3 separate regions of the Mus musculus genome follow, and regions 2 and 3 are each linked to region 1. Evidence: chromatin loops called from intact Hi-C (ENCODE). Cell type or tissue: heart. All regions are shown on one strand.

Evidence for each region. Peaks named below come from ENCODE experiments on the same cell type or tissue, not always from the same donor. Only the 100,000 strongest peaks of a DNase experiment are listed, where the experiment ranks them.
Region 2: a loop joins it to region 1, with 6 times the contacts of the local background. A loop is called at or near these places in 8 of 42 quality-filtered maps.
Region 3: a loop joins it to region 1, with 3 times the contacts of the local background. A loop is called at or near these places in 2 of 42 quality-filtered maps.

Annotation. Positions count from the first base shown.
Region 1 is chr19:7,260,952-7,268,951 of GRCm38, reverse strand. It overlaps Rcor2 (REST corepressor 2), which reads right to left and starts at 673. Exons shown (of 12, transcript NM_001320554.1): 1 at 1-673. In heart, CTCF peaks have their summits at 71 (motif pointing right) and 4,683 (motif pointing left); DNase peaks (open chromatin) are centred at 11, 841, 1,671, 3,881 and 2 weaker places; H3K4me3 peaks cover 4,174 bases; H3K27ac peaks cover 5,389 bases.
Region 2 is chr19:7,432,154-7,440,153 of GRCm38, reverse strand. It overlaps Rtn3 (reticulon 3), which reads left to right. Exons shown (of 9, transcript NM_001003934.2): 4 at 5,016-5,223; 5 at 7,564-7,702. Among named protein-coding and RNA genes, the nearest start is that of Mir6991, 14 kb to the right of the region's middle. In heart, a CTCF peak has its summit at 3,684 (motif pointing right); no DNase peak of the experiment used is centred here.
Region 3 is chr19:7,613,341-7,621,340 of GRCm38, reverse strand. Plaat5 (phospholipase A and acyltransferase 5) reads right to left here. Exons shown (of 6, transcript NM_025731.3): 2 at 7,918-8,000; 3 at 6,698-6,806; 4 at 1,960-2,068. Among named protein-coding and RNA genes, the nearest start is that of Plaat5, 4.8 kb to the right of the region's middle. In heart, a CTCF peak has its summit at 3,533 (motif pointing right); no DNase peak of the experiment used is centred here; H3K27me3 peaks cover 2,069 bases.

The sequences.
Region 1 (8,000 bases):
GGCAGCCCCGAGGGGCACGGGATCCTTTGGAGAGCGCAGGAGCTTGCCGCGCTTGCCTCGAGTGCTGCGCCTGGCCCGGCCTGGAGGGGTCGCCACTGAGGCTACGAGAGGCAGGAGGTCAGCGTGGCTAGGGTCCGGGAGGTCGGGGCCCCGGAGGGCAGCCCTAACGCTCACTGCGACCCCCACGGGCGAGGACGGCAGAAAAGTTTGTGAAGTGGGGGTACGGGGGAGACGGCGCGGCCGGGGGCACGCTCGCTCCGTGCGCCCCTCGGGGCTGGTTCTCCCCCGGGGAGAGTCGGGGCGCGTTGCCCTCGGGGAGCCCCGGAGCCGCGCCGCGCGCCTGCCCACGCTGTTTGGCCAGCAAGGGCTACCGCGCAGTGGCCGCCGCAGCTGACTCCGCGCCCCTCGGCTGCGCTGAGGATGCCCCGATCCCCAACGGAGGTAACCCTGCCCGACCCGACCCCACGGCAACCACGCCAGCCGGCTGGAGCCCCGGCGGCAGGACGGCGCGCACGGCGTGCGGCGCTGGAGCAGAGTTGCCGGGAGGCGGGCGGAGCGCAGCCGCGGGCGCCGCCTCGCACCCTCCCCGGCGCGCTCGCTCGCCCCGCCGCGCTCGCGCTACCGCCGCTCGCTCGCCCGCTCTCCGCCGCCGCTCGCTCCTCGCGCACACAATGAAGCTGCTGGCAGGGAAGTAGTGCCGGCTGCGGCCTCAGCACCCCTCCCCCAGCCGATGCCTCCGCCAGCTGAACATCTGGCCCTGGGGTGGGAGGGAGGGCCCGGGGGGCGGGGCCTGGGGCCGGGGCTAGACCTCCAGGGGGTGGGGTCAGGACCGGAATGGGGCGCACGTACCCCCCCCAGGGAGCACCCTTGGTGTCTCTGAGTTCTCAGACTTGGCCCTTTTGGGTAGACCCCAGTGCCCCCCAGGAGAAGCCCGGGGTCAGCCCCACCCACAAGCACACCGGTTCCACACACTACTGGGCTCTGGTTACTGTGGCCTGCCCCGGGGGCCCTGAGGCCGCCTGTCCGACCGCCCGGGTGGAGCCCAGCTTTTCCTTCCATTTCCCTTCCTGCCAAGGAACTCCCTGCCCCCCCTTCCGCAGGGGGATCCCCCCCTTCATGCGCCCTTGGGGGCCAAAGCGGATGGGAGGCCGGACAGGCGCAAGATGAATTTCTATAAGAGCCACTGGGCTAGAACCTGACTTCTGCTAGGTCTGTGGGTCCCCAGGGGTCACCCTAGTGTCTTTCAACTGCTGCAGTCTGCACCCAAAACAGTAGTATCAAAGATTGAGGAATGAGTATGAAAGGTAATAGGGCAAGTTCTGGGCTGAAAGGGGCGAGCTCCTCACTGGGTTCACTGTCACCCCAGCTGGAAGCAGCATCCCCCCTCCCCCCGGACAGGCACAGGCAGAGTGACAGACAGGGAAGCGGGTTGGGAGGCACAGACGGAGTTGGGGGAGGGGGTGGGCAGAGACTTTCAAAGCCAGACCCAGCCACCCTGCCAGGCACACAAAGAGCCAGCGCACTCACCGGCAGCAGCTCGAAGCCTGTGAGCTGCGCCTGTGCCCGTCCCCGCCGCCTGGGGCACGTGCTGCAGCTCACACAGGCCGAAGCCCCCGCCCGCTGTCCCTCCCACGGGGAGCCCGGACTCCTGGACACGCCTCTACCCGGGCACACCCGCTATGCCCAGATCGAGCCGAGCCTGCACGCGCACCCTCCTCTCCCTTCCCTTCCTTGGCCACTCTGTAATCAGATTCCTAAATTTAGAAGCAGCCCTGGCCCCAACCGGGGATCCCTGCCCCTACCCACTGGCTGTGGCCGACCGGCCTGGGTCCTGTGGTCAGGCCACGACCTGGCTGGGGCATCCTGTTCCTGGGGGCTCTTTGCCTGCGGCTGGCAGAGTCAGACACGACCCCGCCCGACTTCAGCACTGTCCGGCCACATAGGGCCACCCAGTCAGCGGCCACGTTGCCCGCCACACCTTGGGCCAAGGTTATGGGGCCTTTTTTCCTCCCCTTAAATCATGAGCTGGGCACCAAGCCTCAGGGTGGGGAGATCTGGGACAAAGAAAGAAAGAAAGAAAGAAAAAATGAACCAGAGGCAATCTGAGCTGAAGGGGTCTGTACCAAGAGGCAAAGCGACTTCCAGTGGCCCCTAGAAATGAGTGGCAGGGAGCCAGACCTGTCCCCAATACCTGTACCTTGTAGTGAGGTGCTCCTGTTTCTATCCCTTTGCCTAGCTAGCAACCATTGTGCACACCACACTCTCCTATGATGGCGTCTTTCTTGCTTCTGGCACCCATTAGGCAAGGCTTCTATTGGGTCCCCCCTCCTCCACTTGCCTCCTTCCATAGGAGAACCTAGGATCCCGGGCCAAGACCCCAAGACCTCAAGCATCAAGCTTAGTTCTTGTTTCCGTCCTCCAGGGCTGCCCCAGGTGTGCCAGCACAAGGCCTAAAGAGGATCCCAAGCCACAGGCTTCCCTTCTGTCTGGAGGCCACTTCTCCCACACACTGGGACCCAATACTGCTCTCACTTAGCCCTGGAGCCAGGCCCCCACCCCCGCCCACACACACCAAAGGAAGAGCCTGCTCTAGGGTGGGGGCAGGGTGGGGAGATTTATTTATTTATTTATTTATTTTTGAGGTAAGAGGGCTGTCTGAGAGCCCTGATATAGTGATCCTTCTGCCAAGGAGAGACACAACACGGGAGGGGCATCAGAGTTTAAGGACAACTGTGGGGGCCACAGGGTGCAGAAGTGGCTGGTTTCGAGTGATGTATTTCACCCTCAAGCTGCAAGGGCGCAGGAGAGAGGCAAGGTCCCACCCCTCCCACCTGCTGCAGCCGCCCCCTCCCCAGCTGGCCCCCTCTTTTGTGAGAAGGCACACAAAGGACAAGGGGCCCCGGCCGGTCTGGCCATCTGCTCCTAGCAGCCTGGAGGCTCTTAAAGAGACAGCTCCCCCTCCCTTGCGGCCCTGGGACTGTGGGGTGTGGCTATGCCACAGAACCCAGTCCAGGCTGTACCCCAGGTCCCACCCACTCTAGTTCCCCAAGTCCTAAGGTCAGGAATCTTCTTCCCTCAGGCGTGGGGTTCAGAGGTGCCATGTGGCCAGGGATCTGGGGTATGATAAGGGAGAGAGCCAGCCAGAGACCAGCCCCTCCTCTCATGCAGCCTGAGGAAGCTCAGAAGCAAGCAGCAAGAAGCTCACCTCCCTGAGGCCACCTGCAAGCCTGGCTAGAGCTCAGGTCTCCCGGGAATGCTCTCCCGCCATTTTGACGGATGAGCTTCTACTCTTGGCCCACGGGGAGGGAAGGCGAACACGACAGCGCCCTTGCCTTCTCTTAGGGATGGGAGCCAGGGCCCAGACTGCCTCACAGCAAACCCAAGCCCACAGCCAGGCACATTTATCCCCTGTGCTCTTCCTGATGAGGGATATGGGGCCTTGCTTGGCCTTATACAGGTCTCTGCCTGAAGCTTGCCTCTCTTGCCTAGGCTCCTGGGCCCTCAGATCCCCAGGAAAGTCTGCTCTCATCCAGGCAGGTCAGAGCATCTCATCGATTTACCACTTGGTTCACAGACACAAAACAAACGTGCTTGATAGCTCGTCATTGTCTTCACGGCTATGTTCTAAGAGTCTAGCATACAGCAGGCACTCAGCATTTGCTGAAAGAAACAGCAGACTTCAGGAGCTCACTGTCTTTTCCCCTTAGCTGAGCTCCTATGTGCTAGACCTGCTGAGCATCATGCCTCCTCTCTCTTCAAGGTGAGGCAGAGGGACAAGGGTTGAGCAGGGATGCTGGGAAAGAAAAGGAAGGGTGACCTTGGGTGAGCCACCGGGCCTCCCCTCCTCTCAAAGGCGGGGGCAGCTCCAGCCAATCCCTAATCTGCCAGCCCTGCCAGACAGACTGGGACTGTCCGGAGCAGAGGCTGGAGGCTGGCTGCTGTGGTGTGGTGCCTGGGACCCTCGCCAGGCCCTCAGTGGACACAGCCAAGGGGCTAAACTTGGGGAGGGCGGCAGGCTGGTAGGCCTAGGGTGGAGGAAGGAGAGTGGGGGACCCAGGCAAAAAACCTGGTAGAGCAGTGGGGGAGAAAGAGATGCTCCTCTTTCAGAGGAGGTGGATGTGGGCGGGGCCCCAGAGTGGAAGGAGCCTTGGGAGTTCTTCCTGGCCCCTTCAGTGTTCCTCAGACAGGAATGCTTCCTTCAGAGCCTTGTGTGCCCCCTGGGGGCTTCCTGACAGGCTGGGAACCCAGGGTGTTTCCTCCCTCTCTCTGGGCCCTGTTGGTGAGCAACACTCCCTCCAGCAACACCCACTCCACCCCCACTTGTGCAAAAATATAATAATGAGAGGTGACAATCCAGTGTTTGGCACAACTTCAACTCAGAGGCCAAGGGGGCTCTGGGCCAAGCCGAAGTAGTTATGAACTCGGAGATTTGGACCCCAGGTTTCCTGATCCCCAGGGCAGGGCCGGGAGATTTGATACCTGGAGCCAAGCGTCTGGTCTGGAGCACTAAGGGAGATGGGTCTGAAGGTCTTGGTTGACAGAAAAGCGACAGAGGTCTCCCAGACTACATAAGAGGCAGCTTCCAGCTCCAGTAAAGCTGCTTGAGTTCCAGAAGGTTTTTAGAAGTAAACGGCCCCTCACCCTCACCTGGATAACAGCTGCGCCCTCTAGCGGTGGCAGTCCAGCCCAGACTTCCCCAGGGCATGTGCCCTCCCAAGGAGGCTGAGTATTGCACCCTGAGGATCCAAGTTCCTGGACCGGGGACCTGGCCATTGGTGCCCAGCCACCTACCCTGGACCATAGGAGTCACTGAACCTTAGATTCATTCCCAGTAAGCCCTTCTCCAGAGCTACCTGTGAAAGGAGAACATGCTAGGCCAAAGCAGGGCCAGGAGCTCTGATCTAGGGCGACTCCCAGCTGTGCTCCTTGCTTGCCCGCTCTGACCCTCTGCTCCTCCACTCCTAAAAGGGAGTAAGTTTTCACCCCATCATTTATTAAAGAGGATCCACTAGCATCTCAGGTGGAATACAGCAAGCAAATCCTTCAATAGTGCTTGTCTTGTAGAGCCAAGATCCCACACAGCACCCCAGCAGGCAGACGAGAGGCTCACTGCAGCATGAAGTAGCCCACACACTGTGAACCAGCTGAAGGCCATTGCCTCTGGTCTAATGGACCCACAGAGGGACTCCTTGTTCCTCCTTGGTGACATCAGACCATCTGCAGCTTCCTTGTAGACTTACCAACAATTCCAGATTCCTACCTCAGTGACCCTGCTAGCCCATCATGAACACATAGCCCTATACAATGGCTTTAATGCTTCCTCCACTGTGGCCTGCTTCCTTCCATTCAGTAACCTTCCACCGCTCCCTATTGTCTCCCTGCAAAGCTTGCCCAGCCTGGTACTAGAAGGCTTTCTAGCCTGTGCCTAAGGGGTCTGTCCAGCCAAAGGAGTCTGTTAACCACCCCCAGAGCATCACCCTGCAAACACCAGCCCTAGAGGCAGTCCCTCATCACCAGAAGTGCCTTATGGATGATGCTCAGTTCTCATCTACTTCTTCAGGATTCATCCCCTGCAACCCTGACATCTGCCTCATCCTTGCCTCTGGACCCCGGGCAAACCCTTGTCCCCTTCCTCTCTCCAGCCTCTTTTGCCATGGCCTCCCTAAAGCTACTGCTGCCCCCCTCCCGCAAGCTAGGCTTCTTGAAATGGTTGTTCACACCTTGCCCTCACCTCCCACTCACTCCCCAACCCAAGCAGTGCCACCACAGAAACTGCCTGCCAAGGTCACCAGCAGTGTGGTTATCTCTAATGCCAAAGGTGTTAGGCAGGGGTCATTTTGCCCTGGGTACCCTGGACACGTCTCCGAAGCCTCAGTGGTTACCCTTGGGGCTCCAAGTTTCCCAACTCTCCAGGCTCCGATGCTACCACTCAGGCTTCAGGCAGCCCCAGCACTGTCCTCAGCCCAGCCCTAGCCCCAGGCTCCCTCTAGACTGTGAAGCTGACTACCAGGAAGTCTTCACCATCAACTGCCTTCTGTGCCTCCCTTATTTTTGCTCTCAGGTTCTAACTCTGCAAAGCTGCTGCTGACTCCTCCCCCACTGTCCAGCCTCATCCCCACCTCCTGGCCTCCTCTCTAGCTCTCTTCTAATCTGCCCCACATCTGATTTCTTTCTTATGTTTATGAGTATTTTGCCTGCATGTTTGTCTGTTACTATGTGCATGCAGTGCCCTCAGATGCCAGAAGAAGGCATCAGTTCCCCTGGAACTGGAGTTACAGTCGATTGTGAACCTCCATATGTGGGTGCTGGGAATCAAACCCAGGTCCTCTGGAAGAGCAGCCAGTCCACTAAACCACTGAGCCATTTTTTAGACTCTGTAACCTATTATTGACAGCCCGAGTGATCCTCCTAAAACATGACCAGATTAACTCAGTCCCCTGCTTCTCATTATCCTGTCCCCAAAACAAAATAGCAAGCTGGCTCAGTGGGTAAAGGTACTTGCCACCAAGTCTGACGACCTGAGTTCAGTCCCCAAGGGAGACCCACAAGGTAGAAAACAAAAAGAAATCCGGATTCTGGCAAGTTGTCCTCCAATTTCCACACTCTCAACATGGCACACACGCAAAGAGTGTTGTGTGGGGGTTTTGTTCCTTTGTTTTCCAACTTGACCCAAGCTGTTGTCCTCTAGGAAGAGAGAACCGTGGCCTGGAGAGATGGCTCAGAGGTCGAGAGAACTGTCTGCTCTCCCAGAGGTCCTGAGTTCAATTCCCAGCAACCACATGGTTGCTCACAACCATCTATAATGAGATCTGGTGCCCTCTCTGGCCTGCAGGTGTACATGCAGGAAGAATACTGTAGACATAGTAAATAAATCTTAAAAAAAGAGGGAACCAAAATGGAGAAAATGCCACCAGTATATCTGTGGGGGCATTGTCTTTTATTTTTATTTTTATTTTTTTATGTCTTTTTCAAGACAGGGTTTCTCCCTGGCTGTCCTGGAACTCACTCTGTAGACCAGGCTGGCCTCAAATTCAGAAATCTGCCTGCCTCTGCCTCCCAAGTGCTAGGATTAAAGGCGTGGGCCACCACCATCCAGCTAGGGGCATTGTCTTGATTAAAGGTTGACATGGAAGAGCTCAGCCACTGTGGGTGGCCTAAGAAAGCATGCTGAGCAAGCCATAGAGAAGCAATACAATAATCAACATTCCTGCTTGGTTTCTGCATAAGTTCCAGCCTTGACTTCTGGCTTGACTTTCTTCATTAATGGGCTGAATCCTGTCAGATGAAATGAACCCTTTCCTCACCAAATTACCCCCAGCATGCTGTCTTTATTGCAACAAAGAAAAGTGAATTTGGACTTTGCATACCCCAGGCTGATCTCTTGTCCTGCCTCTCTTCACCCCAAAGTGCTTTGGATTACAATCAGGTACCACAAAGCCTGTTTCTTTTATGTTGGTTAGAGCTTTGTGCATGCTATCTATGTAAGAACACTCGCAGCTACATAAGAAGTCTCCCTCAGGCTTGCTGGCTGACTTTGATCCTCAGGAAGAGCTGACCAGAAGGGACAGGATGGCTCAGTGGATATATTCACTTGTTCCTAAGCCTGACAACCTGAGTCTGATCCCCAGAGCATACATGACGGAGAAGAGAATCAACTCTTAGAAACTGTCATTTGGGGCTGGAGATGGCTCAGCAGTTAAGAGCACTGACTGCTCTTCCGAAGATCCTGAGTTCAAATCCCAGCAACCACATGATGGCTCACAGCTACGTTATACTCATATATACATAAAATAAATAAATCTTTTTTAAAAAAAGAAATTGTCATTTGACTGCCACATGCATCCTGTGACATTCATGCCTCCAACACACACACACACACGCACGCACGCACGCACGCACGCACGCACGCGCACACACACACACACACACACACACACAAACAAAATAGATGTAAAGAACATTTTTTAAAATGGAAAGAAAACCAACTGGAAAAATGCAGG
Region 2 (8,000 bases), 170 kb before region 1:
TCTCCAGCTTCATTTATTTTGATGAATTCTTTAATTTGTTTTATTCTAAACACAGTTAACTTGAGGAAACCCTAAGAAATGCAGGGTATGGTTTCTTTCCACATCAATCACAAATGCATATCCTAATGTGATATTGACACATTCTAAACAGGGATACTATATTTAAAAAAACAAAAAAAACAGCCGGGCGTGGTGGCACATGCCTTTAATCCCAGCATTCGGGAGGCAGAGGCAGGGGGATTTCTGAGTTCGAGGACAGCCGGGGCTATACAGAGAAACCCTGTCTTCAAAAAACAAAAAACCAAGCTACTCTACATGTTATAGTGATATTAAGATTAATATATAACTACAAATTTTAGATATATTGGTTTCTTGAGGTTTTTTCCTATTTTAAAATTTTCTTTGGGGCTAGAGAGAGGGCTCAGCGGTTAAGAGCACTGACTGCTCTTCCAGAGGTCCTGAGTTCAATTCCCAGCACCCACATGGTGGCTCATAGCCATCTGTAATGTGTCGGGAGACAGCTACAGTGTATTTACATGTAATAAATAAATATTTTTAAAAAAATTCTCTTTGAAAGATTTTACCCAAAACATGTAAATGTGGATGATTGAAGAAAACATAAATGATAGTAATACAGGTATTTAAAAGTAAAAATCCTTTTGGTATGAAAGATTCCATTGGTTCTACTACTCTTTGATTTAATGGCATGGAACTAGTATATCAATATATATAATTTGTGGAAAGCAGATTTTCACTAAGTTTATGAAGCAACATTCCAGTTAGAGGAATACTATTGAGATGACTCAGAAGGAAAGGCAGCTGCTCCCAAACCTGACCTGAGTTCATGGCCAGAACCTATATGATTTAAGGAGAACACTGTTACTGTGTCGGACTGGAGCTCCAAACACTCAGCAGAGATGAAAATGAGCAAGGCAAGAATTTTCAGTAATAGCCAGGCTACCTGCTCTCCTTGGGACCAGAAGTGAGCAAGTGACCCCAGCTATAGTGGACAGACTCTTGTAAAGGTATTTTATGACCTTTGCAAGCAAGCAAAGCTTAACAGAAATGGAACTTTTCGGACTAGCATTTAGCATAAACGCATTGTTACATTTTTAACATCATTATGGGCTGCCAATTTCAGAAAGCCTTGTTTTTCAAGTCAGGTAGACCTAGTTTGAAGGAGTTATTTGTGGTCTAATGATTTGAAAAACAGTCTGTACAGTAGGAACATAAATCTCATTTTACCTGAGAAATACAAATACCAAGACTTTTGGAAACAAGTCCAGAAACTTAACAGTAGGGAGAATAAAGGCCCTGTTATTATTTAACCCATATTAAAATCAGTAGTGAAGGCAGAAATGGGAGGGGTCAGCTTCTAATAAGCACCAACCCTTGAAAGTGTTTGGTAGCACACACACAGGTATGCTCATAAATGCATGCCCAATCGTGCAGCACTAAATAAATAAATAAATGTATGTTGGATTTTTAAACAAAACTAAACAAAACAGGAATATAAAATGCTCCCTGGATTTGGTGAGGATTGAGCATGGGTTTCTGTAAGCACACTTACCTGGGCTCTCCTTAGTATGTTTTCTTTTTTGTCTTGCAGCAGCAACAGGGCAATGTCCTGAAAAGGGAAGTTCAGATAGCAAGAGGAACTCAAGGCTCCTGCTGTGCTGACATAGCATGCACTGTACTTGAATTATAGTGAGATCTAGGTTCTGTTGTTGTTTTCATCTCAGAGATGAGTATGACACTTTAGCATGTAAATATACATTAAATCATACTGTTGTGTACATATCAATATAACTGAAGTTAGAGCTTCATCATTGAAAATCACTTAAAGATGTTGTCTGGCCCTATTTCCTGTGCTAATGCTTTTTTTTTTTAAGTTGTATTTTGCATGAGATAAATGTCTTGTTTTGGCACAAACTACTGTAGTAGTTTGTTTTAGGCTTTCACTTGTATCTGTATCTGCTATATGTATAAGTCCCTGTAGAGGCCAGAAGAAGAATCAGATCCTCTGGAGCTGGAGATACAGGCAATTGTGAACTGTCTGATGTGGGTACTGCAAATCAAACTCTGGTCCCTCAGAATTGCAGTCACTCTTAAACTGAACCATCTCTCCAGCCCATTGACTTTTTGTTTATAATGAACTTTCTGAAGGAGTGGTAACTGCTCAAGATTATAAATAAGCCCATTTTTGCATGTAAGCATCTTTTTTTAAACCTTAAATTTAAAAAAATGTATGACCACTGTATTAGGATCCTCTAGAAAAACAACTTATAGGATGGAAAAATATATGTATGTACATACAAATATATACGGGATTTATTAGAATGGTTTATCTGCTGTAGTCCATCTGGTCTAACAATAAGTAGACTATCAACAGAAAGTTCAAGAATGCAGTAGTTGTTCAGACCATGAGTCTGGATTAGATATCTTAGCTGGTCTTCAGTATTCATCAGAATCTCAAAGAAGTAGGCTCTAATGTCAGTAAAGGAATAGACTTGCCAGTGAGACCAAGCAGGCAGAGAACAAAAGCTTCCTTCTTCTGTGCCCTTTATATAGGCTGCCAGCAGAAGGTATGGCCCAGATGAAAGGTGGATCTTCCCATCTCAAAAGATCTAGAACTCAGGAGGCAGAAGCAGGTAGATCTCTGTGAGTTCAAAGCCAGCCTAGTTAGAGTGAGTTCTAGGACAGCCAGAGCTACACAGAGAAACCCTGTCCAGAAAAACAAGACAAAACAAACAAAAGATCTGGATTAAAAGTGGGTCTTCTCACTTCAAATGAAAAAAATCCCTCAAGGTGTACCCAGCCACTTGGGTTTTTAGCTGAGAGAGAGAGAGAGAGAGGGAGGGAGGGAGGGAGGGAGGGAGGGAGGGAGGGAGGGAGGGAGGGAGGGGGAGAGGGGGAGAGGGGGAGAGAGAGAAGAGAGAGGAGAGAGAAAAGACCCTGTCTCAAAACAAAACAAAACAAAAATGCTGTACTGGCAGTGGAAACAGATGATTTCAAAACTACTGTGGCTTCTTGCTAGATTGAACATCTATTCTAAAGGCTTCACATTAGACTTTGACAGCTACCCTTTTGTCACATTTGTCTCTTAATTCTACCAGAGAGTCAGCGAGGTAAACATTGCCAAATGATTTGCCACCCCTACACACACACACACACACACACACACACACACACACACACACACACAAACACACAGAGTCTTTTTTTTTTTTTTTTTGGTGGTCTGTACTGAATACATTTGGCAAATTTCCATGTTGAGGAACAGTATAAGGAAACAAAGGGAAGTTGTAGTCACACTGGCTCTGGGTTATGAGTTTGTTCTGTCACAGATCTGAAGAGTCTATAAAAGATAAACGAGGTGGAGGTGCTCCTAGAAGAAACAAAGCTGTAAGATCATTCAGAGTGATGGGATACAGAGTGTAGGGCAGGAAGTAACTGCAGGCCAAGGCCAAATGAAGCAAAGCTGCAAACTGAGGTTTGAGGTGTAGCACAATATTGCCCTTTATCTGCCATTCCCTAATGCCCTTTTTCTGGTCTAGGCCCAAAATTCCACTGGTTGAGCCTAGAGCTTTTCTGTATTGTTATGCAGTTTATATTCTGCATGCCTCTAAGGGGCACTAGTCACATGTGAATTGTACATCTGACTATCTTGTATAACAGCTTTCCAGCAGGTGGCAGTAAAGTCCATGAGGACACAGTGGCTCTTTTCAACTTTGCAAATGTAGAAATCCGTTTATTTTCTTTCTGTGTAATAAAATTAGATTTATTAATTTTATTTATATAAGTGTTTGCCTATAAGTAAGAATGTATGTATGCATCATGTGTGTCCCTGGTGCCTATGGAAGCCAAAAGAGGTCTGTTACTCTCCTGGAACTGGAGTTACAGACCGTTGTGAGCCAATCTGTGGATGCTAAATTCAGGTCTTCTGGAACTGCTGAGCCATCTCTCCAGTCCGCTGTTGGTTACACTGGTAATTGTTTGTTTCCTTGAATATTTATTTATTTTATATATATGGGTACATTGTCACTGTCAGACACATCAGAAGAGGTCACCGGATCCCATTACAGATGGTTGTGAGCCACCATGTGGTTGCTGGGAATTGAACTCAGGACCTCAGGAAGAGCAGCCAGTGCTCTTAACAGCGAGCCATCTCTCCAGCCCTACACTGGTAGTTTTTAAGAATATAGATTAGTTATTTTGTAGGACATTTCTCCAGGTAAGTTTGTCTAGTTACCTTCTCTTTTTAAAAAGGTACATGTTTGGGGCACATATCATCAATTTGTTTGATTGGTTGATGACATGAAACCTTTCTGCATTCTGTATTGAAACTATACTTATAGACATGAGAACTCGACATAGGTGTGTGCCTGACTTTTGACTATAGGAATTACCCTGCTTAGCGCTGGCCCTTTTAGGTCTCCTTCATGCAGTTCCCTGTATCGGCTCAGTTCAATCATGTGCACCTGACTGGAACCCTGTTTTCTCCCGATTTGCAAAATCCACTACCTGGAACTCAGTTTCCCAGCAGGAATCTCAAAACCTCTCCTTCCTAGTAAATCACATAAGTTTGTTGCATGTAGGTAATAATACACTCTACCTGCACTGGACTTGAAACAGCTTTAGGGAGATGGTGCCATTTTCTTCACTTTACAATGGAGAATGGCTTAGAATGGTGAAAAGTAGCACAGGTAGAAATGGCCAAGACTCAGACTCTCATCTGTCCAACTCTAGAGGCCTTGTCCATTTTTGTAAGGCTGGACAGTTTAGCAAGACCCTGTGTCTTAAGAATAAAAACAGTCAGATATGTGTCACAGGCCTACAATCCCAGCTCGTAGGAGATCAGGAGTTAAAGGTTGGGTTACAAAAAACAACCCATAATAACAAAATCAAAAGTAAAGAGGTGCCAGGATACTAGGGAGATAGATGGCAGCCAGTAAAGCACAGCACAGCCAAGGTGGTCCTGGGTTCTCTAACTTCTATTCCCCCTCTCTTGGCAGTGCACGATCTGATTTTCTGGCGAGATGTGAAGAAGACTGGGTTTGTCTTTGGCACCACACTGATCATGCTGCTCTCTCTGGCAGCCTTCAGTGTTATCAGTGTGGTCTCTTACCTCATCCTGGCTCTTCTCTCTGTCACCATCAGCTTCAGAGTCTATAAGTCTGTCATTCAAGCTGTGCAGAAGTCAGAAGAAGGACATCCATTCAAGTAAGTTTGCTGAGATAGCACATGTCTGAAGTTCTAACCTGTCTCTTACAGATAGATGGCAAAAGCAGTCCCTAAATACTTGCCATCACCCTAAGAAGTAATTAGGTTAGTATCTGAGAACTTTTAACTGACTAGAGACTCACACTTAAGGCTAATAAATCCAGAGCTATAAATCCAGAGCAGGGCACAGAATAGCTTGCCCAGGGCAGCCCTCAGTCAGCCATTGTGTCCATGTTTCAGTACTATATAGTAACAGCTAGAAACAGCTTTGAATTCCAAGTTCTAGAACCAGGGGGTTTTATTTCTGATTTTCTTTAACTCTAGTGCAGTTTCCCTGAGTCTAGGGGCAGTTATTTTTACCCTTTAAAATAATATTTATGTATATGGCTGTTTTACCTGTATGTATGCCTGTACAACATATGCATGTGGTGCCTTTGCAGGCAAAAAGAGTGCATCTGGTCCCCTGGAACTAGAGTGCGGGTTGTAATTATAAATTAATATAGTAATTGTTGACTTAGTGAATATATTTTACAAGCTCAGATATCTTTTTGTCGGGAGGGGGGGTGTTAGAGACATGGGACGGTTTGGAGACAGGGTTTGTTTGTTTTGTTTTGTTTTGGTGGGACAAGGTCTCTGTGTGTCTCCCTAGCTGGCAAAGAACTCACTGTGTTGATAAGGCTGGCCTCAAACACAGAAACCCACCTCCCTCTGCTTCCATACCTGGAAACATCTCATGTTTAAAACCTTTATATTTATAAACAGGAAAATGAACACATGCCTCTTACTCTTCTGCTCTTCCAAGAGTTTGAGCTCCTCAAGATGTCTTCAAACCTGATAAGCAGTAGACGCTCAGTAGCTGTTGTGTGAATGAACAGGTTATGAGCACAGGCTTACCCCTCAGAACAAGAATGCCAGACATGGTCACTGTGGCATGCCAAAATCGCAGCATTTGGGAGGCCAAGGCAAGCAGAGCTCTTTAAGTTCAGGCCAGCCTTATCTATACAGTAAGTTCTAGGGGCTATGTAGTTGAGACCCTTTGCCTGCCTATACACCTACCACCACCCTTTTTTTAATCTCAGCCTCTGAAAACACAGTGTGTTATATAGTTTGCAGCCCTAACATATTCATGATTGCTACCCTCCTCAGTCTTTCCTTTGCTTTTTTAAACTATGCTCCCTGCCCACAGCTTGGAGATTGAGCCTAGGACCTTACACATACAAGGCAAGTGCTCTACCATTGAGCTCTAGTCCCAGGCCTTTTTTGTTGTTGTTGTTGTTGTTGTTGTTGTTAAGTTTTTGTTTTGATGGTGATTGCTTGACACAAGGTCTCTCTACGTAGCTTTGGGTGTTCTGGAACTTGCTAAGACAAGGTCCTAGCCAGCAAGATGCTCAGCAGGTAAAAGCTTGACAATCTAAGCTTGACAATCTGATTTCAGTCCCTAGGACCCACATGGTGGAAGGAGAGAACCAACTGCCACAAACTGTCCCCCGACCTCTACTTGTGCACCATGTGTGTACCCACTGTTTTAGACAATGTCCTATTGCTGGGAAGAGACAACATGACCACAGCAACTTTTATAAAGGAAAACATTTAATTGGGACTAACTTTTGAGAGGTTTAGTCCTTTACAGTTCAGAGTTTACTACAGTTTAGTCCATTGTTATGGTGGGAAGCATAACAGTGTACAGGCAGACATGGTGCTGAGACCTCTGTCTGGATCCACAGGCGACCAAAAGAGGCAGTATGAACCACTGGGCTTGGCTTGAGCTCCTAAAACGTCAAAGCACACTCCTAGTAGGCCACATTTTCTAGTAGTACCACTGCCTATGAGCCTGTGGGGTCATTTTCATTCAAACCACTACACACACACACACACACACACACACACGTACATACACATGTGCATTAAAAATAAAACAGTGTATTTGGACAGTAGGTCGGTAGGAAACTGTTAAAGAAAGAGAAAAAGAGAAGGACAGGATAGGGCCAGAGAAATGACACCCATGGTAGTTCTCTGAACTCAACATGCATATACACACAAACACACAAATGAATTTTTGGTTTTTACTTGTTTTATAATGCTGGGGATTGAACCAGGATCTCATGCATGCTAGGCAAGCCCTCTGCTATCTGATGTACAGAGTGTATTTTGATATATCTACACCAGATAGTTCTTCATTGTACATTCATAGATAACTGGCATATTAGCTTTTATCGAGTAAAGGACAGCTGTGTCCCCTACAGAGTTCTAGAATGCTGATTTCACACTAAAATACCACTGTGCTGTTGAAGAATTTCCCCTTGTGTGTCACATGTGCGACTGTTTTTTCTTCCTCGGAAGGGCCTACTTGGATGTGGACATTACCCTGTCTTCAGAAGCTTTCCACAACTACATGAATGCTGCGATGGTGCATGTCAACAAGGCCCTCAAACTCATTATTCGTCTCTTTCTGGTAGAAGACTTGGTTGACTCCTTGAAGGTTAGTTGCTGGGCTTTAATTTAGAGGTAAGCCGGGCAGTGGTGGCGAATGCCTATAATCCCAGCACTTGGGAGGCAGAGGCAGGCGGACTTCTGAGTTCGAGGGCAGCCAGGACTGCACAGAGAAACCCTGTCCCGAGGGGGGGTGGTAAAATAGGGCATATATAGGGTTTTATCAGAAAAGAGAAAATAACTATCAACAGAAAATGCTGCCACCTACCAGCATTAGACCAGCATTAGACCAGCGGTCATCAGCTCAGCACCCTGAAATTATGGACCCCAAGACAGTGAGTTTTCTG
Region 3 (8,000 bases), 350 kb before region 1:
TTATGAAATATATAAAATATACAAAAATGTTTATCGCTAAAAATTAATAAAAATAAACCCATACACTTCAATTCCAAAATCAGAGATGTGTACAATCTTTATGGTATTACTAGATTTTCCTTGATCTCTTAATATAATTACTCTCAATATGTAGAGTTCTTTTGCGTATAGAAACTGCTGAATTTCCTGATAATTCAAAATTAACTTTGTTATTTATGCAATTGCAACAGGCAGTCAGAAACTAACCATGATATATCATCCATATTTCATCTCACTCAGGCTTGTCAGATCCATTAGCACAAGGAAATTAAGAAATTGACCAAGTATTTATAGGAAATGTGTTAGAAGCCTCAAAATTTCATAAAAAGTATCGTGTTTATAGTAAAAGCTTAAAAAGTGTTTCCATCACCTAGCAACAAGTCAAGGAAATTATAAGACAGTGTCCTACTTGCTCTTTGTATATAACCAAACTCCATTACCAGCCAGAAGTAATCATAGGAGTATCGAAAGAAGTGAAATCTGGCATATAGATGTGTTTCATTTTGCGGACTTTAGAAAACTTGAGTTTGTATACCATACCATTGATACATACTCAGGGTTTGATGGACAGTTGCTTTGAGTTCTGAAAAAGCTGACTCTGTAATTTCACAGTTATTGTCAGTAACGGCTACTATACAGGTACCTGTGCAAATCAATACTGTCAATGTCTCTGCACATGTCTCCAGTAAGACAAAGCAGTTCTTTGCATACTATAACATATATCACATTATGGTATACCACACAATTGTACAGGACAAAAAGTTAATTTAATCACACATTAAAAGAAATGCTTATTAAACAAAAAGGAAGAATAAAGAACCCCACCCCCAGGGATAGACTAAATAGTGCTGTTAACTTTAATTTTCTGGATGTTAATGGAAGCAGAGCAGCAGCAGCCTATAGACACAAGGCTATAAAAAAGAAAAAATGTGGAATTAAATCAAGCTATATACTATAAGCATGTGTTGGAAGATGGAGCCCAAGAGAAAACACGCAAGAATCAAAGCAGCAAATCAAAGACCTTGGCTGTGCCTTTCTGTGATTCCATTCTTGAGCCAGCCAAGAACTGCCCAGGACACAAACTTCAAAAGGCACCAGATCACTTCCCCCTCCCCCACCTCCCCACCCTACCCTCGGGTCCAGCCTCCTGAGATGGCCATTAGGAACAGTGATGCTAGACCACATTCAATTGTAAATTGTTTCACATCCCTCTATAAGCTCCCTCTACTTTCACCATCTGATCCCTCAGCAAATCTCCACTTCTCTTTAATAAGCCCCAAGTCCAGCTGAAACCATAGGAAATGAAATAAAGACCAGGAGAACACTTAGGACAGTGTTTCTTAAACTGTGGGTCATGACCCCTTTGGGGGTTCAAATGACCATTTTACAGGGGTTACCTAAGACCATCACAACAGTAGCAAAATTATGAAGTAGCAACAAAAATAATTTTATGGTTGGGGGGTCACTACAACATGAGGAACTGTATGAAAGGGTCACAGCATTAGGAAGGTTGAGAACTAGTGACTTAGGATAAGGTGGCCTAGAGCACACTGGAATATCTGGAAGACAACGGCTTTCACTTTGGGCAGGAAAGTGACAAAGATGGTAAGGAATTGGAAAGCATAACTTGGGAACAACATGAACCAGGTGATGTGAGCAATGGTCCTTTGTGTTTTCAGGTGATGAAAGATGCTAAATGATCGGCATCAGACCCAGAGGTTGAAAAGGATTTTAGGAACACTCTAAACTCCTGTCATTCTTAAAACACTGGACACTTGGTACTTGCTAATAAACAAATAAAAGTCCAGGAATGTTTTCTTGCTAAAGGATGGTGGCTGAGGATAGCAGTGGTTGGTCATCCTTCCATTTACACTGCTAATTTCTAACCACTATCCCAGTAGCATATCCATCCACTCTTACTTGGGGGAGCCAGGTGGACCACGCAGTCATCTTCCACATAGATGGCCCAATGTTCATAGCCAATTCGAAAAATCTCAATCAGGTCTCCAGGTCTGGGTCTTGGATTGCCCTGTGATGGGAAGAAAGAAAGAGGCAGATAAACTGCATGCACATGCCCGACAACACCAGAGCCACAGCTCAGCCTATATGTAGAGCCCCTCTCTGTGACCCATCACTTGACAAAAAGAAAGCCAATCTGAACCCTCGTCGCCAGAATACCCCCACCCTGTCACAATATCGGGGTGTTAGTGCTAGTGATCAGCCTGCTGACTCTCAACTCTGAATGTGACAACGCATCTCTGTACTCAAAAGCCCTACCATTCACCCAGCAGTAAGAGATGCACCAGGGTCCCTGGGAACCTCCTGGGTGTGTGTGCCAGCCTTGCACACGCCATCCAGTGCAGCTGAAATGTGTGGCCTTCTCAAGGCCCCCTTTAGCTATCTCTCAGTATACACCCCTGGCCGGCTAGTTGGGCTATTGCCTAGCCCAGTCAGTATTGCAACCTTGGGCCATGCTTCTGTGCCGCTGAAATAACCACTGCCTTCAGAAGCATCGCTGGGAATAGAACCATCCACACTGTGCTCCAAACAAATCCCTCTGATGCCATGGTCAACAGACCCTCTAGTAAGTCCCATACACACAGGGCACTTTAAAGCACAACGGACTTCCACCGCTCTTCCAGAGAGCCTGCAATCCAGAGTCCATCTTGAACTTTAATATTACTAAGTGTGGAAGCTAGAGAGATGGCTTAGCAGTTAAGAGCACTTACTGCTCTTTCAAAGGACACGGGTTCTGTTCACAGCATCCACATAGTAGAGCCCACAACTGTCTATAACTCCAGGACCCTCTTCTGGCATCTCTGGGTCTAAAGCACTTACGAGGGCACCAGGCACACACTTGATACATAGACATAAATACAGAAAAGAAATCATATACATAAATAAAATAAAATGTTAAAAAAATACTTTGTTCACAGGGTTGAACAAAGGGAGAAATGGCTCAGAGGTTAAGAGCACTTGGTTCTTACAGAAGACCCAGGTTCAATTTCCAGCACCCACACAGAGACTCATAACTCTCCATAACTCCAGTTCTAGGGGATCTAATGCCCTCTTCTGACCTCCTTGAGTGTCAGGCACATGCATGGTACACATACATATAAGCAGATAAAAGAACCATACACATAAAATCAATTAAAATTTTAAAATTAAAAGGCAATATCCCACAATGTTTTGCACGCTTTAGATCAGATTCTCAGACACTTTAATGTGCTATCTGGGCAGTCCTCCAAGCTTTTATCTTTGGTGGAAGAGAGTATGTTGAGACCTACACGTCTGTTTCGCAAACGCCGCTCACTGGAGGAATACCTTTTTCTAGGCACAAGGCACACAGTCTACACCACAGTGCTTCGCTGAAGGGACCAGAGCTGAGGGATACAAAGAGCTTTACAAGGTTCCTTACTAACAAGCCCCCCAGAACTACCTAGTTCCCGGCAGTACCAGCTCTCCTTTTCTGCCTGAAGAGGAAATACAGTGGCAAGTAAGTGGCCACTAGAGGGCAGCCAAATCCAGGCTTCACCTCCGGAAAGCAGATTCCTATTGTAAAATTTAACATGGATTTCAATGACTCCATTAAGTCCCTTCCCTCAGAGCTAAGGAGGAGGAGGAGGGAAAGGAGGAGGAGGAGGAGGAGGAGGAGGAGGAGGAGGAGGAGGAGGAGGAGGAGGAGGAGGAGGAGGGAGTGTACATATATACATGCAGACACAACCCCTATGCTCATTAAACAAATAAGTTTACTGAGTTTGGGGGAGTTTGTCACTAGACAGTTTAGTAAAGTGGAGTTATTCACCCTAAATTCAAGGTCCCTCTCCTTAAGTTCTCTCATTCTCCAAATTTTTGGGGAAAGTGGGAACTTATATCTACCCTCCAAAGTGGCCTCCAACCCCGACCAACACTCCAGTGTTCAGTTTCTGAGTCCTTTACCCTGACTCTGTCTGACTCCACCCTGTCTGACATACACTGTTATTTCAAAGCCCTCCAGGCACCCACTGCTTATTTCTTTGGCATAGGCTGACAACTCGGCTCTAGGCCCTCACCCAAGTTAAACGCCAGACTCTAAAGGCATCCTAAATCAAATCAAGTGGGCATGGAGCAAGGAAGTGGGGAGAGAGTTTTGTTCTTGCCTTGGGCAGGGGGCAGGTGGCAAGAACAAGGCCACAGTAAGAGTGTTACTTTCAACTCTAGGAGAACCAAACCCAAGGTGCTTGGTCCATTTATAAAGCATACTAACTCTTTAGCTGGTATGTAACCAGACATCAGAGTCACCACAGGGAGCTGGGAGGGAGAGACCATTACTTAGGAGTGTGAGAGGAAGCCTCCAAAAGAGAAACAGAGGGATGGGGGGGAAGGGAATCGCACCTGTGCTAAAGATTCTACAAAGCAGATGAGGAAATTTCATGGTTACAGGGAGTTAAAATGCAAATTATCTTGGGATATGTTTAGTCCCTTTGGAAAGCCAGCCCTTGTCTGACCTAACATCATCCCTGTGGCTATCAGAACCATACAACGGACCCTTCAGAACTAGCTTTTACCCATCCAAGTGCTGAGGCTGTGGTCAGACAGCATCTGAAGCCTCTAACTGGAAGTCCCCGGCTTGGCTGGAACCACTTGCCCATCCACCCTACCACTGTATCTGGTAAGTTCATTCGTTTCTTTGTCCTGCAACTAACAAAGTGCCGTGTAAGCACTTCCACAGTACAGCACAGCATTCTTGGAGCTCATCATCCATAGCACAAGTCTTTGCGATTGTTTCAGAGGGATCTTAAGTGTTCAAAGCAATAGCTTCCCTGTAGCTCCAGAGGCAGCAGGGACTTTCTGCCCCATAATACTTACTGAAAAACAAATCTGACTTGGCAAGCACTCCACTGAGGATGTTTGAATTGTGCAATATGAAGGTCTTATGAATATTCATAACTATTGCCAACTAGTGCTGTTCTGTGTTTATATAAATTCTTCCTTGGAAGTATCATTTGAACAGACCCCCAACACTGACAGAAATGTTTGCAGTACCCTGTGGAAGAGCCTTTAAGGAAAGCCAGAAATTCTCTTTGGTTGTGGCATTAGAGACACAAGCATTGGTCCTGTAAAAATGTTAGGATGACTGACATCTCTATAACCCAAAATAATTGATATACAGACCAATCACACACTTTTCTGCTATGTAATAAGAAAGGAAAACGTGTGGCTATTAGGATTCTTCTGCTAAAGAGACCATTTAAATGAAAGGATCACAAGGTCATAGTAAACTAGCCAGTGGTAGCTTACAGCTGAGGTCTCCAGCAGACCCCGAACTCCTCACTAAAGCCAAGGCTTAGAGAACCAGAAAACATGGCTCAGCCGGTAAAAGACATTGCAGCCAAATCTTAATTTGATCCTGGAATCCGCATGGTAGGTAAGGATCAACTTCTTCAAGCTGTCCTCTGCCCCCACCCCACCCCATGTGCCATATCCCCATACACAATCAATCAATCAATCAATCAGTGCAAAAAAATGTCTTAAAACTAGATACATGCACCATCTCTACAAAATGCAAACTAATCTACAACTGCCAGAAAGCAGACTGATCGCTGCCTGGAGATAGAGGCATGGGGGCAACAGGGAAGAGACGACAAGCAGGCATGTTCAGTGGTGACACATGCCTTTAATCCAAGCACTTGGGAGGCAGAGGCAGGCAGATCTCTGAGCTCGAGGCCAGCCTGGTCTACAGAGTGAGTTCCAGGACAGCCAGGGCTATACAGAGAAACCCTGTCTCAAAAAATAACAAACAAACAAAAAAATTAAAATTAAAAAAAAACATGCTTATGGATGTGTATGATGGCAAAGGGTTTCACACTTGAATACGTGTATCTGTGAGACCACAGACCCTCTTGCTGGCTCATGCACGTTCATTCTCCTCCCCCTACTCAAAAACCAGGCCGTGTGCCCCTGCAGCTCCCTTGTCTGAGACAGAGAGGTGATAAGAAACAGGTTGCTCTATGGCCTTGAAGCCCTTCACCAACCCCATCCCCTGGAGCTACAGGACAAATTCACGGTCCTACCTTGTGCCTGCCACCATGCCCTTAGGTACAGTGACATGGCCAAGATAGATCATGTGATATGATGCCTCCCCCCTCCACCACCCCACCACACACACACACACACACACACACACACACACACACACACACACACACACTTCCAAACCCTGTAAGAGTTAGAAACGCCTTTGCTCTCAGGATATGAAGGGTCAGCACTCTCTTCCTCCAAGGCCTGTGGCTGCTAAGACACTCTCTTTCTCCAGCTCTCCAGCTCTCCCGCTCCAAGGCCTGATGCTGCCCCCCCCCCCACATTGTGAAGCTCTCTCTCCTCCTAATAAAGGTCTTCTGAGGGAGCAGGGTAATCTCATGTCAGCTCCTTCCCAGGAACCTGCCATTTTTCTCTTTTCAGCTCTAACATAACAATATCAGAATGTGTCTAATTGCATATTTTAAAAATCTAGAATTTAAATATGGGCTAAATGTGCCTCAGGAAATCTACTTTAAAAAACACATAACCAATCTCTCATGTCGGTGCAGATATTTATTAGACGCAGAGTAAAACACGATGCAGTGAGCAATGACCAAGAAACTAAAACACTCATCCTATGGATTCCTGGGATACGCACCTCAACTGCTTGGTTTTTTTGTGTGCTTTCGATCTCTGAATTTGATGTTGGAATCAGCTCTGTCCTCTTCTTGCTGGGTGTGAGCTCCAAACTAGTTTCCGGCTTCTCTCTAGAAAATGGTTTTGCAATCACATTGTAAACATCGTTCCACGGCTGTTGGAAAGTCTGTGTGACTGAACAGATCTGTGCTTTTAAGACACCTTTCAGTTTTGTCATCGAAAGAGACACACACACCTGCAAACTTGACTCTATGAAGACATTCATTCGCCTTCATACAGTTCAACAGCTTCGCCCTGGTTGTCTCCAATTGCTTAAAACTGAGTGTGTAGGTGAGAAGTGTCACATTCAAAATGGAGTCCCTGGTCTCAAATTCAGACAAAAATGCAGCCATAGGGAGTGCTGGCATGCACTGCTGGCAAGAGCTACTTTGAGGAATCCCACAAGCCATAACTTTGCACAAAGAGCACCACGTCCTGCCACAATGTTGCTTCTCAGGGGACACCCCTGCCCAGCAATCATTCATCTTGGATTGGCATACCCTGCTGGTCCCTAAACACCCCTGTTATAATTAAACCTGTGGCCAAAGATGATTTATTCACAGCAACTTTAATTCTCCTCGATTCAACTCTAAATGTGTCTTCCTCTTCTCTATTCCTTGGAATGGGCTGCTGGTTTCCACAAGGTGTGTGCATTTTGCACTGGACTATGAACTTATTCTCAAATAAATTCTATTATTCATTCTCCCTTCCCCCTCTGGTCAGAGCTTTCTGATTATTTTCTAATTTGCACATTATTCTTTTCAAATCTCTATCAGTGAGTGATACACACTGATCTTAAAAGGAGAGAAGACGGTACATAATAGAGTATAATAAAATGCAAAACGCCTCAAACCTCCTCTCCTTGCCCCAACCTAATGCCCAGGCACAAACCTCCTAAATTTTTCACTGGTTTGTACTCCTACAAACTCACTCAACTTTGATGAGTCTGGAGAGTGGTCTTGTGGGTAAAAACTTCCACAAGATACGCCAACAGTCATCAGGTCTGCAGCCTAGTTCAATCTTACCCAGCAGGCGCTACTCACTAGTTTGTCCTTGGCAGAAACCATCTGGAGGAGGCAGGTTAGGGGGTGGGTATGGTGTTCTGCAGAACTAGCATCTAAATAAGATCTTCAAAAATGCTTCTGGTACCCAAAGCCCCAGTCCTCATAGTAAGACTCTTACCCCTGCTGAAAGCTTCGGGCCTGTTCTAATCGGCGGTCTTGCTTGAGTTGCTTCGGCAAGAACTGGACCAACAGCGCTTGAGA